2 separate regions of the Homo sapiens genome follow, and region 1 is linked to region 2. Evidence: chromatin loops called from intact Hi-C (ENCODE). Cell type or tissue: lower leg skin. All regions are shown on one strand. Each heading gives the region's core, and the rest is flanking DNA. Links, peaks and the distances in the headings are about the cores only.

Evidence for each region. Hi-C counts contacts between places; a loop is a spot of excess contacts. Peaks named below come from ENCODE experiments on the same cell type or tissue, not always from the same donor. Only the 100,000 strongest peaks of a DNase experiment are listed, where the experiment ranks them.
Region 1: it touches region 2 in a loop (3-fold over the local background); 2 of 110 quality-filtered maps call a loop at or near these places.

Annotation. Positions count from the first base shown.
Region 1 is chr1:8,362,517-8,367,885 of GRCh38, reverse strand. RERE (arginine-glutamic acid dipeptide repeats) reads left to right here. Exons shown (of 23, transcript NM_001042681.2): 13 at 1,912-2,074; 14 at 3,048-3,140; 15 at 3,631-3,830; 16 at 5,042-5,203. Among named protein-coding and RNA genes, the nearest start is that of SLC45A1, 47 kb to the right of the region's middle. RefSeq lists enhancers at 1-429, 2,255-3,225 and a silencer at 377-546. In lower leg skin, for the core only: no CTCF peak of the experiment used is centred there; DNase peaks (open chromatin) are centred at 3,173 and 3,795.
Region 2 is chr1:8,436,993-8,442,361 of GRCh38, reverse strand. All of the region lies in intron 11 of RERE (arginine-glutamic acid dipeptide repeats), which reads left to right. Among named protein-coding and RNA genes, the nearest start is that of RERE-AS1, 15 kb to the right of the region's middle. In lower leg skin, for the core only: no CTCF peak of the experiment used is centred there; a DNase peak (open chromatin) is centred at 3,266.

The sequences.
Region 1 (5,369 bases), core at 257-5,256, 74 kb after region 2:
CTAGCCAACACCCAAGGATCAGTATAGATAAATGCATTTCCAAGTCTGGAAAGCAGGAAGTGAAAAGAGCTAGGAGGTTCACAGATCATGACCTTAGGGGCCAGGATGCTCATGCCCGCTGGGACAGTTGTAGCTCGCATTCCTAGACTAGCATGGGGGAGAGGAGCCAGTCAGAAATTCCAATGGCAGTATCTGCATTTCTCCTTATCATTCAGTTACCATCTCATGGAACCGAGGGGTGGGCACATGCACATACGTGTAGGGACATGAGTGTGCTTGTCCCGAGATGGCTCCCTGGCCCTGCTGGCCTGGGGTTATGCTTCATCTGCTAGGTATTGGTGATCAGGAGTAATTTGTTAAGTGTTAAGTGCTTGGGGAGGTTGAGACACGTCCAGTGCTCCAGGAGATACATGTGATGGGCTTTATAGGCCAGTCAGCCCTCCTTCAAGGCATTCCAGCCCTCCTTTAGGGACCGCAGCCGTGGTCCCACTTCTTACAAAAATGCCCAGGCATAAGATGCAGCTGTGGGCAGTCAAGTACTCAAGGCACGGCATCCCCTGCCTTGCGGAAGCCACCCCACCACCTAAAATCTGCCCACCTCTCTTGTCACTGTGTTCTGAGGCCATTTCCTCTGGGGGTGTTTTGGATGAAATCTGGTCTGATGGGTGAGTTTGTCATGTGGCAGCTACATGTCTTTGTTTGGTTTGTCTATTTTAGTCCTTCCAACACTAGTCTTTCCATCCCCCTCTCTCACTTTCCCCTCTCTCTTTTTGCCTCCTCCATTCACAAGACAGTGTTTGATGAGACAAAGTGAGGGTGCAGGTACCTCCAAGACAACTCCCAGCATCTAGTCGCCAAGCTAATAGACTTTCTACAGTGTTGATTTAATTAGAGGGAAACCAAGTGATCTGTGCTCTCTCACTTGGCTGTGTTTGTTTTTTGGGTTTTTTTTTTTTGTTTTTTTTTTTTGTTTTTTTTTTTCAGTTCTAGGTAAAGAGACTTTATCTTGGGATGTTTAAGAAATCGTCTTTTGTGTGTAGGGTGAGATGGCAGCCTGCAGCGCCCTGAGGGCTGGGGGTGCCCAAAGTGCCCTTTCTTTAAAAAGCTTACATTTGCTATATTTCCAAAAAGGTATCTTGCTTTTGTTTCTGCTGGGCCATGAAAAGAAGCCTGACCTTGTGGTGTGTGATATTTCACCTTTGCATCAGCACCACTGTGTGTCTGTCCTCTTGTAGTCTTTCTTTGCCAAGCCCAGTCCTTGCCTCTGGACGTCGTGCCGGCATGTCAGATGTGGGCCTTCAGATGGAGCCAGGTGGAGGCTGTGGAGCAGTTTCCTGAGCATGCGGTCTCTGTTCTTCCCCACCTTCTGTTTGGCCCTGGTTCCTCACCACCTGGGCAGTTTGCTTTGGTTGGTTGGTTGTTTCTGGGGGAGTCTAACTGGCCGGGCATTTCCTTCTCACACCTGTGTGATTTCACTGGCATTACTGTAAAGAAAGCATCGTTGTGTTCACACACATGCACAGACTCACGTGCACACACAGCTAGAATGTAAGCTCCTCGTGGGCAGGAATCTTCTCTCCTTTTCGTCCATTGTGGATGATGTGTACCTCCCATGTGTACAACAGCGGTGGGGTCTGACATAGCAGACACCCAACAAGTACTTGTTCTTGGTGTCTGGAAGTCAAGCTGTGCTGGGCTGAGGAGGCGGGCCCCATTCATGCAGTCCACGGGCAGCTCAGTGGCTGTTTCTTGGGCAAGCCCAGTTCCTCTCCCAACTCCAGGAGCGACTGGTCTTTATTCTCATCTCTGGCACAGCTGTTAAACACCCAGCTTTCCACTGTGGCAGAGAGGGTGCGTGGGGCACGGAAAAGCCCCAGGCCCTCCCCCACAGTCAGCCCTTCTCTTCTGCAGGGGGAGCTGATCACCTTCTATTACTATTGGAAGAAGACCCCCGAAGCAGCCAGCTCCCGAGCCCATCGTAGGCACCGCAGGCAGGCCGTGTTCAGGAGGATTAAGACTCGCACCGCGTCCACACCCGTCAACACACCCTCCAGACCCCCGTCCAGTGAATTCTGTGAGTAGGGGTCTTGGCATCACAGTGGGCGGAGGGGAGACTGTTCACGGGCAGCCTGTCCCACTCTGGGCCCGTAGGAGCTGATGGCTCCGGGAAGCATGAGGGGGTGTGCACCCGTGCTCCAGTGCATGTGTGAAGCCTGACCTAAACATAGACCGATGGTGGGGGCGGGGAGCAGGACAAGGATTCAGGAGGGAGACTTTAAAACATTATTTGTACATTTAAATATTTCTCATAAACTCAACATCATCTTAGGTTTTTACAAAAAATACACGTCTTGGCCTGGGATGTTTTTGGCCTTGTCCTGGGAAGGTTTTCCATTTGACAGATGATGTACTTGATGTCCTGCTTGAATTCTCATTGCACTTTTGGTTGTAAGAAGATCAGATTAACACTTTCTTCTTTTTCCTCCTGCTTCACCAAGATCCTCTTTTTGGTCCCAGTATGATGTACAATCTAATGATGCTGGAGCCCACACCTTCTCACCCCTAAAAAACTGGGGTGTAGCAAAAGTGCCTTATAGCTCTGTCCTGGCCCGGGACGCTGAACCTGAGGGGCGCCGGTGTTGCGCATGCAGGCGACTAGAAATCACCTAGCAGGACGGGTTGGGGGCGCTCGGTGAAGTTGGAATTTCTCAGGATTGCCTGGGCGTATTAGGGAGGGAGGCAGCATGGACGCGCTTGTCCCAGTTCAGACTCACCCGTTACGGGCATCAGTGGCAGGGCAGGCCCTTGGGTATGGCGCCTCACACACAGGCCCTCTGTCCTGGTGACTGACACTGAGGAGCTCGAAGTGGTCCTTTGCAGACACTGTCCTACCTCAGCCTGTGCACCCAGCCGCTCTGACTGGTGGCCAGAACCTGCAGTAGGCCAGAGGTCACAGGTGTTCCCCCCTCCCCCCCACCCCACCGGCCCAGCCTTGGCTGAGCATGATGGTGTCTCCCCCACCCCCACTATGTGCCTGCCACGCCCAGTGGACCTAAGTTCAGCCAGTGAAGATGACTTCGACAGTGAGGACAGTGAGCAGGAGCTGAAGGGGTACGCCTGCCGCCACTGCTTCACCACCAGTAAGTGGCCTCGTCACGCTCCTGGGGCGGGGCGGGGGCACAAGCACTTCCATGTTCTGAACATTTCATGCATCCAGCTGGAAACCTGCCAGGGACAGTACTTGATTTGACATTTGCATTGTGCTTCGGGATTCGAGAAAGTTAGAAATGTTTAGTTTACTTTACTCCTCTGCTTGGCAGTCGGTATGGAATACTGACTGGTAGGCAGGACAGATTGAGTGGGATTGGGGGGTTGACACTGTAGTTCCCAGGAGCTTGCTGCCAGCTTTTCCTGGGCACCCCAAGTTGAAGTGGGCAGCAGATGCCCCTGAAACCCTCTCCTGGCCTTGGGGGAGCAGGGCAGCACTAGCCCTGGGGTGTTGGGGCCCAGGGCTGCATGGTGCTGGTGGCATCAGGTTTGGGTAGAGCCCACAGAAGGGCCCCTCTGCCCAGACATCCCCAGGGAGAGGGATGGTTTCCAAGGTTGGCCCCCACCACTTCCCTCACACAGCCTCCAAAGATTGGCACCACGGAGGCCGGGAGAACATCCTGCTTTGCACCGACTGTCGCATCCACTTCAAGAAATACGGTGAGCTCCCGCCCATTGAGAAGCCCGTGGACCCGCCACCGTTTATGTTCAAACCCGTCAAGGAAGAGGATGATGGGCTCAGTGGGAAGCATAGCATGAGGACACGGCGGAGTCGGGGCTCGGTGAGTCCCCTGGGGCCATGGGGCTCCTGGCAACTTCTTCAGTTTCCTGGGATGTGTGGGGGCTTGAGCCTCCCAGGGGGAGGAAGCGAAAGTCTTGTTTACCAGACAAAGTCCTGGAGGGGAGCTGCTTTGCCCGAGGCGGTAGCTTGCCTGTGGGCTGGGAAGAGTTCTCTGTTCTCTCCTTCGAGGGGCCCCAGGGTGGCATCCTGCTCTGGGTTTTGTAGCAAGCTCTTAGCTTCTGGCTCAGTGCAGGCTCTCCAAGGCCCCTCTTGCTCTCCAAGGCTGCTGCTTGTGGTGTCACTTCCATTGTATCAAATCTCTGCTATTTTAAACTTGCAGGCTCTTTTGTGTTAGTGTGTTTGTGATTTTTTTTAAATGTTTGATCCCGTTTTGGAAACTTCCGATACATTTTTCTGCTCACTGCATAGCTCCTCCCATAAAGAGACTTTGTTTCCTAGGTTGGAAATGTGCCAGGGACTTTGGGAGAGGCTTTTTCCAGGTTTGGGGCTGAGGGTACTGACAGGGTCTTTCCCTTCAGCCTCCCTTATGGCCCCTTCTGGCAGGTGGGTGGGACCATCCACTTTCCTCTGCCCCTTGTATGCCGTTGAGGCTGCTGGCAGCCCGGCCCCCGCTCACTCAGAAGGGAGCAGGTCAACCAGCCAGAACCATTGTCTCCTGATCTCTTCTGAGCCCTCATGGCTTTGCAGAAACATGCTGAAGCGCTTGGCGGCTTGGGGAGCTGAGCTGCTTTACTTGACAGCTTCATCTCTTTGGGTCACTTCCTGTCCTGTCAGATTAAATCCACAAGTGTTTGATTTCATTTGGTTTGGTTGGGAGAATGGACGGTTATGAGGAATAAACAGAAAGGGTGTAGGGTGCTTTAAAGATGGCCCCAGGCGACTTTCTGCCGCTCAGAAAGTGTGGTTCATTTCCAGCACACGTTGTTCAGGACAGTCCCTTGGGATGAGTGCTTTAGGTTTGAGAACCGCCCTCTGGCGTGAGCCCACTGATTTCCCCACCTCTTCCCTGAGCTCCACACCGACCTTCATGCAGCCAGGGACAGGCAGGGCGGCCTGTTGTTTGCCAAGGTCTGGGATTTGCTGAGAGGCTGATAGGGTGTGCCTTCAGGCTTCTGCCTGTGGGTTGGGCTCAGGTGGGTCCACATGGGGACTGGGAATCTGGTGTCACCAGTCTTCGGTTTGGGTGGGCAGATGTCGACACTACGCAGTGGTCGGAAGAAGCAGCCAGCCAGCCCTGATGGTCGCACCTCACCCATCAATGAAGACATCCGCTCCAGCGGCCGGAACTCCCCCAGCGCTGCCAGTACCTCCAGCAATGACAGTAAAGCAGAGACAGTGAAGAAGTCGGCCAAGGTCAGGTGCTGGGGGGATAGTAGGGCCTACTCTGTCCCTCCCTCACATTAAAACTGGTTTGCTGGTATTCGTGATCAGCTCCCTCAGACACGAGGATGCAGCTCATTCATGGAGCCTGTCTGGACACCAGCATTGTCCTGGCCTAGGGGCTGCAGACCGAAGGCTG
Region 2 (5,369 bases), core at 298-5,297:
GGGCTGGACTGCAGTGGCGGCACCATCTTGGTCCACTGTGCAACGTCTGCTTCCCAGGTTCCAGCAATTCTGCTTCAGCCTCCTGAGTAGCTGGGATTACAGGCGTGCGCCACTATGCCTGGCTAATTTTTGTATGTTTAGTAGAGACAGGATTTCGCCATGGTGGCCAGGCTGGTCTTGAACTCCTGACCTCAGGTAATCTGCCCACCTAAGCCTCCCAAAGTGATGGGATTACAGGTGTGAGCCACCATGCCCGACAAGTTCATTTTTTAAAAGCAGTCCAATGTTGCATCTTATCCTTTTCCCCCTTTAATTTTTATTTCCATTCTACTTCCCCAGGGACTTTATACTAAGATGATACATTTTATGTTTGAAAGTCCAGTGTCCGATTGACCTTTAGTACTTCCCTGCAACAAAAAGTGTGTGTATTGAAATCGGGCATATGGTTATTTCCTTTAATAATAAAGCTCTTAAGTATAGAAGAAATGTTTTTTCAAATTATAATTATTAGAGCACAGTTGATGAAAACAACGAAATAATGTAAATGTTGATATAATTTTCATTTTTGCTTAACATTTATTGGAAATAAATTGTATGGTTTTTTTAAACACGTAAGTGCCCAGAAACCTTGTTTATGTGAGTAAGTAGATGGGAATGATAGTTTTGTTACAGTGTCACTCAGTTATTTGAATTCTTTCCATAATAATGCCAAAAGTATAATTTGTCGTCAGATATGACTTTCCGCAATCTATCAGATGACACTTCCACTAGGACCTCCTTGTGTTTTGTTGAAAGCAGAGAATCAGAAAATGTCTGACTTGTGGAGTCTTTCTCATCCTGACCTCAGAGCTAGGCACTGTGTCAGCACCAGTGTCAATGTTTTAAATTGTCCCCTTGTTCAGTGCCCCTGGGGCAGTGCTGCCTGGTAGCCTTCCAGATGGGAGCGGGGGAGAGGAGGCTGCCTTTGTGAAGTGAGAGGGGGGCAGTGGTGGGGATAGAAGAAGAGAGGCTGCATCCCCTCACAGGAGCGTGTGCCTTCTCAGGCTGATGGATTGTTGGAAAGAGAACATAGGAAAAAAATGTCTTTTGTGTCCATACATCCCATTTTGCGGACTATGGTCTTACACATCTTATATGCCAGGCCCACTTCTGGGCACTGGGAGAGTCAAGGAAACCCACGCCCCCATAGGAGCTGGGCTAGTGGTGTGACGAGGGCTAGCTTAGGAGCTTGGGGCAGGAAACCGGGCTGCATATTGCACTGGAAATTGAATGATGAAAAACTTGCTGTCCTTGCCCTCCAAGGGTTTATCATCTGAGGTCACATAATAAAGCAAAACAGCCCCCCCACCCCCCCGAAAAACAAAAAACCTGCATGAGCTAAAGAAAACCCTCTGCTAGCTCTTGTTATTTAGTGTGTTCATAGAGCAGTTATATTACTCTGGCATACTTTCTATTTTTTTTTTTTGAGATGGAGTCTCCCTCTGTCACCGAGGCTGGAGTGCAGTGGCATGGTCTTGGTTCACTGCAACTTCCGCCTCCTGGGTTCAAGCGATTCTCCTGCCTCAGCCTCCCCAAGTAGGTGGGACTACAGGCATGTACCACCATGCCCAGCTAATTTTTTTTTTTTTTTGTATTTTTAGTAGAGACGAGGTTTCACCATGTTGGCCAGGCTAGTCTCAAACTCGACGTTAGGTGATCCGCCAGCCTCGGCCTCCCAAAGTGCTGGGATTACAGACAGGAGCCACCGTGCCCAGCCTTTTTTTTTTTTTTTTTAGGTGGAGTCTCGCTCTGTCGCCAGGCTGGAGTTCAGTGGCATGATCTCGGCTTACTGCGACCTCTGACTCCCTGGTTCAAGTGATTCTCCTGCCTCAGCCTCCTGAGTAGCTGGGATTACAGGCATGCGCCACCACGCCCAGCTAATTGTTTGTATTTTTAGTAGAGACAGGGTTTCACCATATTGGCCAGGATGGTCTCGATCTCCTAACCTCATGTCCGCCTGCCTCGGCCTCCCAAAGTGCTAGGATTACAGGCATGAGCCGTGCCTGGCCATAAACCATTTTTAGAAGGAGTCAGGCTTTACCAGACTGCCAAAGGGTCCATGGCACAGAAGAGATAAAGAACTGTGCACTCAGTGCTGGCCCCTTCCACATACTACAAATAGTTTCCAGAGTCCAAGATGACAGTTTCAATACAGTGGTTTCATGGAAGGATGCTGCATAGAGTTGGTGTTGGGCACAATGTTACTGGCTTGGTACATGCACCATAGATATTTTGTTTTTGTTTGTTTGAGAGGGAGTTTCACTCTTGTTGCCCAGGCTGGAGTGTAATGGCGCGATCTCAGCTCACTGCAACCTCTGCCTCCCGGGTTGAAGCAATTCTCCTGCCTCAGCCTCCCCAGTAGCTGGGATTACAGGCGTTTGCCACCATGCCCAGCTAATTTTTTGTATTTTTAGTGTAGACGGGGTTTCACTGTGTTGGCCAGGCTGGTCTCAAACTTTTGACCTCAGGTGATCCACCCACCTCGGCCTCCCAAAGTGCTGGGATTACAGGCGTGAGCCACTGTGCCCAGCTCACACCATAGGTATTTTAAATGTTGCATTAGACTCTCAGACCTGTTATTGTCCTGCATTATCCTAAGGATGCTACTATTTCCTGTAATCCCATTTACAGTCAAGTATCAGGGAATCCACCTGGAACCGCCAGGGGGTGTGGTTCCCAAGGGTCATTGACCTTTCTTGCTCCTCCTTTCCATCTGAGGGAGAAAACTTTCATTGCCTCCAGATTGTGTTTCAAAACAATGGAGAATGTTCTTGGTTTTATTACTAAGTAGTCTTGACCTCTAGCTTCGTAGTTATTGATTGGTTTGTTTCTTTAACATCTTGACATTCATTATTTTCTTCCTGGTGTTTTCTTAGGCAGTTGATTCCTCCACACACCAGCTCTCCTGACTTGAAGCTACGGAGATGCATTTAGATCAGGTTTCTTGCATGCTGCTGGCTTTATCTCATTTACAGTATCGCATTTCTGTTGCCATACACTGTAGGATCTGGGCCTCCCCACAGCTTTAGAACAATTAGTAATTGAGCAGGAAGTGTGTTTTTATTACAGTGGCCTTTTGATTTTGATTTTACAATCATGTAGTGTTTAGCAGAGAGCAGAGGTGGGCAAGTGGCTCTCTCAAACACATTTTTGACAGAGAGAAGTCTGTTGTTTCAGCCACTTGGCTATCTGTCAGCGGTTCTCAGACTTCCCCCTTGTGTGGGTTGCCTGGCAACCTGGGGCTGGAGCAATCAAACCGTGGCCAGCGCTTCTCCAGCCCAGACTGGGAGACGATTTACTGGTGGAACTGTAAGTACAGTAAACCCAAGCCTCAGAAATGGACCTTTTTTCTTTTTTAAACCAAGAGTTTATAGAAACCATATCAAGGCAAAAAGAGAGAGAGAGGGAGAATATCAATTAGAGAGTTTTGTTGTAAACATTTTAAATAATAAAATTAGGGCCTGTAATGAGCTTATCATCTATCCAGATATGTATAAGTTAATATTTTTACTTAGTTGGATTATTACCTTTTTTTTTCTTTAACTGTTTTACTGGAACATTCAACATTTTAAAAGTTAGTACTTTTAAACGCTACATTTGAGTACTTGTGATGCTGTCTTTCCACGAAAACCTCAGGCGCAGAGAGTGTTCATGGCTAGCCGGAAGTAAACTGTGAGGCCTTGCTAGAATCAGGCCTTTGAATCAGAGCCCAGCTCTCCTGATGCCTGTGTTCCTGGTTTACTGTAGTGAGCACAAAATGCTGATTGCTCTTTTCCCTATTTTTCAAAATTAGCTGAAAAATCCAGAGACCCATCTATATGGGAAATCCCTATACCTTCTGTTCCGTTTTGCTGTGAACCTGAAATTGCTCTAACAAATAAAGTTTATGAAAACATTTTGAAAATGCAAAGATTCTGCCTTACTATATGCTGTTGTAACAGATGTTTTAGTAGGTCTCCCTCTTCGTATGTATATACATCTTTTTAACTGAAAATTATCCTATATTGATTTTTTTCCTACAGGAGTGAGATCTGGCTGGGCACAGTGGCTCATGCCATAATCCCAACTCTTTGGGAGGCTGAGGCAGCAGGATTGCTTGAAATCAAGAGTTCAAGACCAAGCCTGGGCAACATAGTGAGAACCCCGTCTCTACAAAAAAATATTTTTAAAATTAGCTGGGCATGGTAACTGACACATACCTGTAGTCTGACCTACTTGGGAGGCCGAGCCAGGAGGATCATTTGAGCCCGGAAGCTCCACGTTACAGTGAACTGTGATCATACCACTGTAGCCTAGGTGGCAGAGCAAGACCCTGTCTCTAAAAATAATAATAAATAATAATAAAAGTGAAATCTAACAGCACTTGTTGAGGTTTCTCCTTCATAGCATCTCAAATATCACAAACGAGGATGAAAAGGACTCTATTTCGGGGGACATACTGCATGGGGGTGGGGGGAGCAGAAGTCTCAGCCTGGGTTAGCAGTAATCTGAGCATTTCTTTTTGTAAAATTTTAGAGAAATACTTTGGAACTCAAACTCCCCTCTGCATGCAGCCCATTGTATCCAGCTGTGTATGTAAATGAGCTATTAGTATGTTTGTATTCCTTATAAATATACAGATCTAATCTGTTTGTGTGTGTAATTTACACACAGCTGTGTTCATGCTCCCGTATTACCAATATTGTCAGCAAGAGTGAGGTATCATGGGAGCGCTATTGTTCCAAACAAAAGCCAGCAGCGTAGCCTTGTGGTGGGGCCCATTACCAGCCCCTGATCTTGGGACCCTCCCTTGGGGGACTCTCTTGAAAGTCACAGCCATTCTGCATGGGGATAGCCATCCTGCATGGGGTAGGCGGGAGACCAGAGTGCCTGTAATAGAAAAAAAAAACAATGATCACCTGTTAGACAGGGATCTGCATTATGACTGAGGTTTGGCTTTTGTCATTGAAATGCTTCCTCCACCCCCACCCTGGACTACATTTCCTAAAGGGGTCATTGATTTTCCTTTCTTCTTTGAGATCATTCTTTAAATGAACCGAGTCAAATGAGGAACCCAGTCCCATGTTGTATTGTCAAGAAGGGGAAACAAAATCCAGGAGCCCCTCCTGTATCAGGAGCTGACGGAAGGCCCTGGTGCTGGTCGAGGTCTTCAGTTTCCCTTGTTTGGGAAGTGGGGCAGATCTTAAGAACTTTGGCATTTGGTCGAATTCTTCTAGAAGACAAGTTTTATGTAATTTGAAATAACGGCCCTATGTGGTTTTATTTTAGGAATTTATGATATCGTTGCCCATGATTCTAACAGTATAGTTATTTTGCCTCCCTAATAGAAA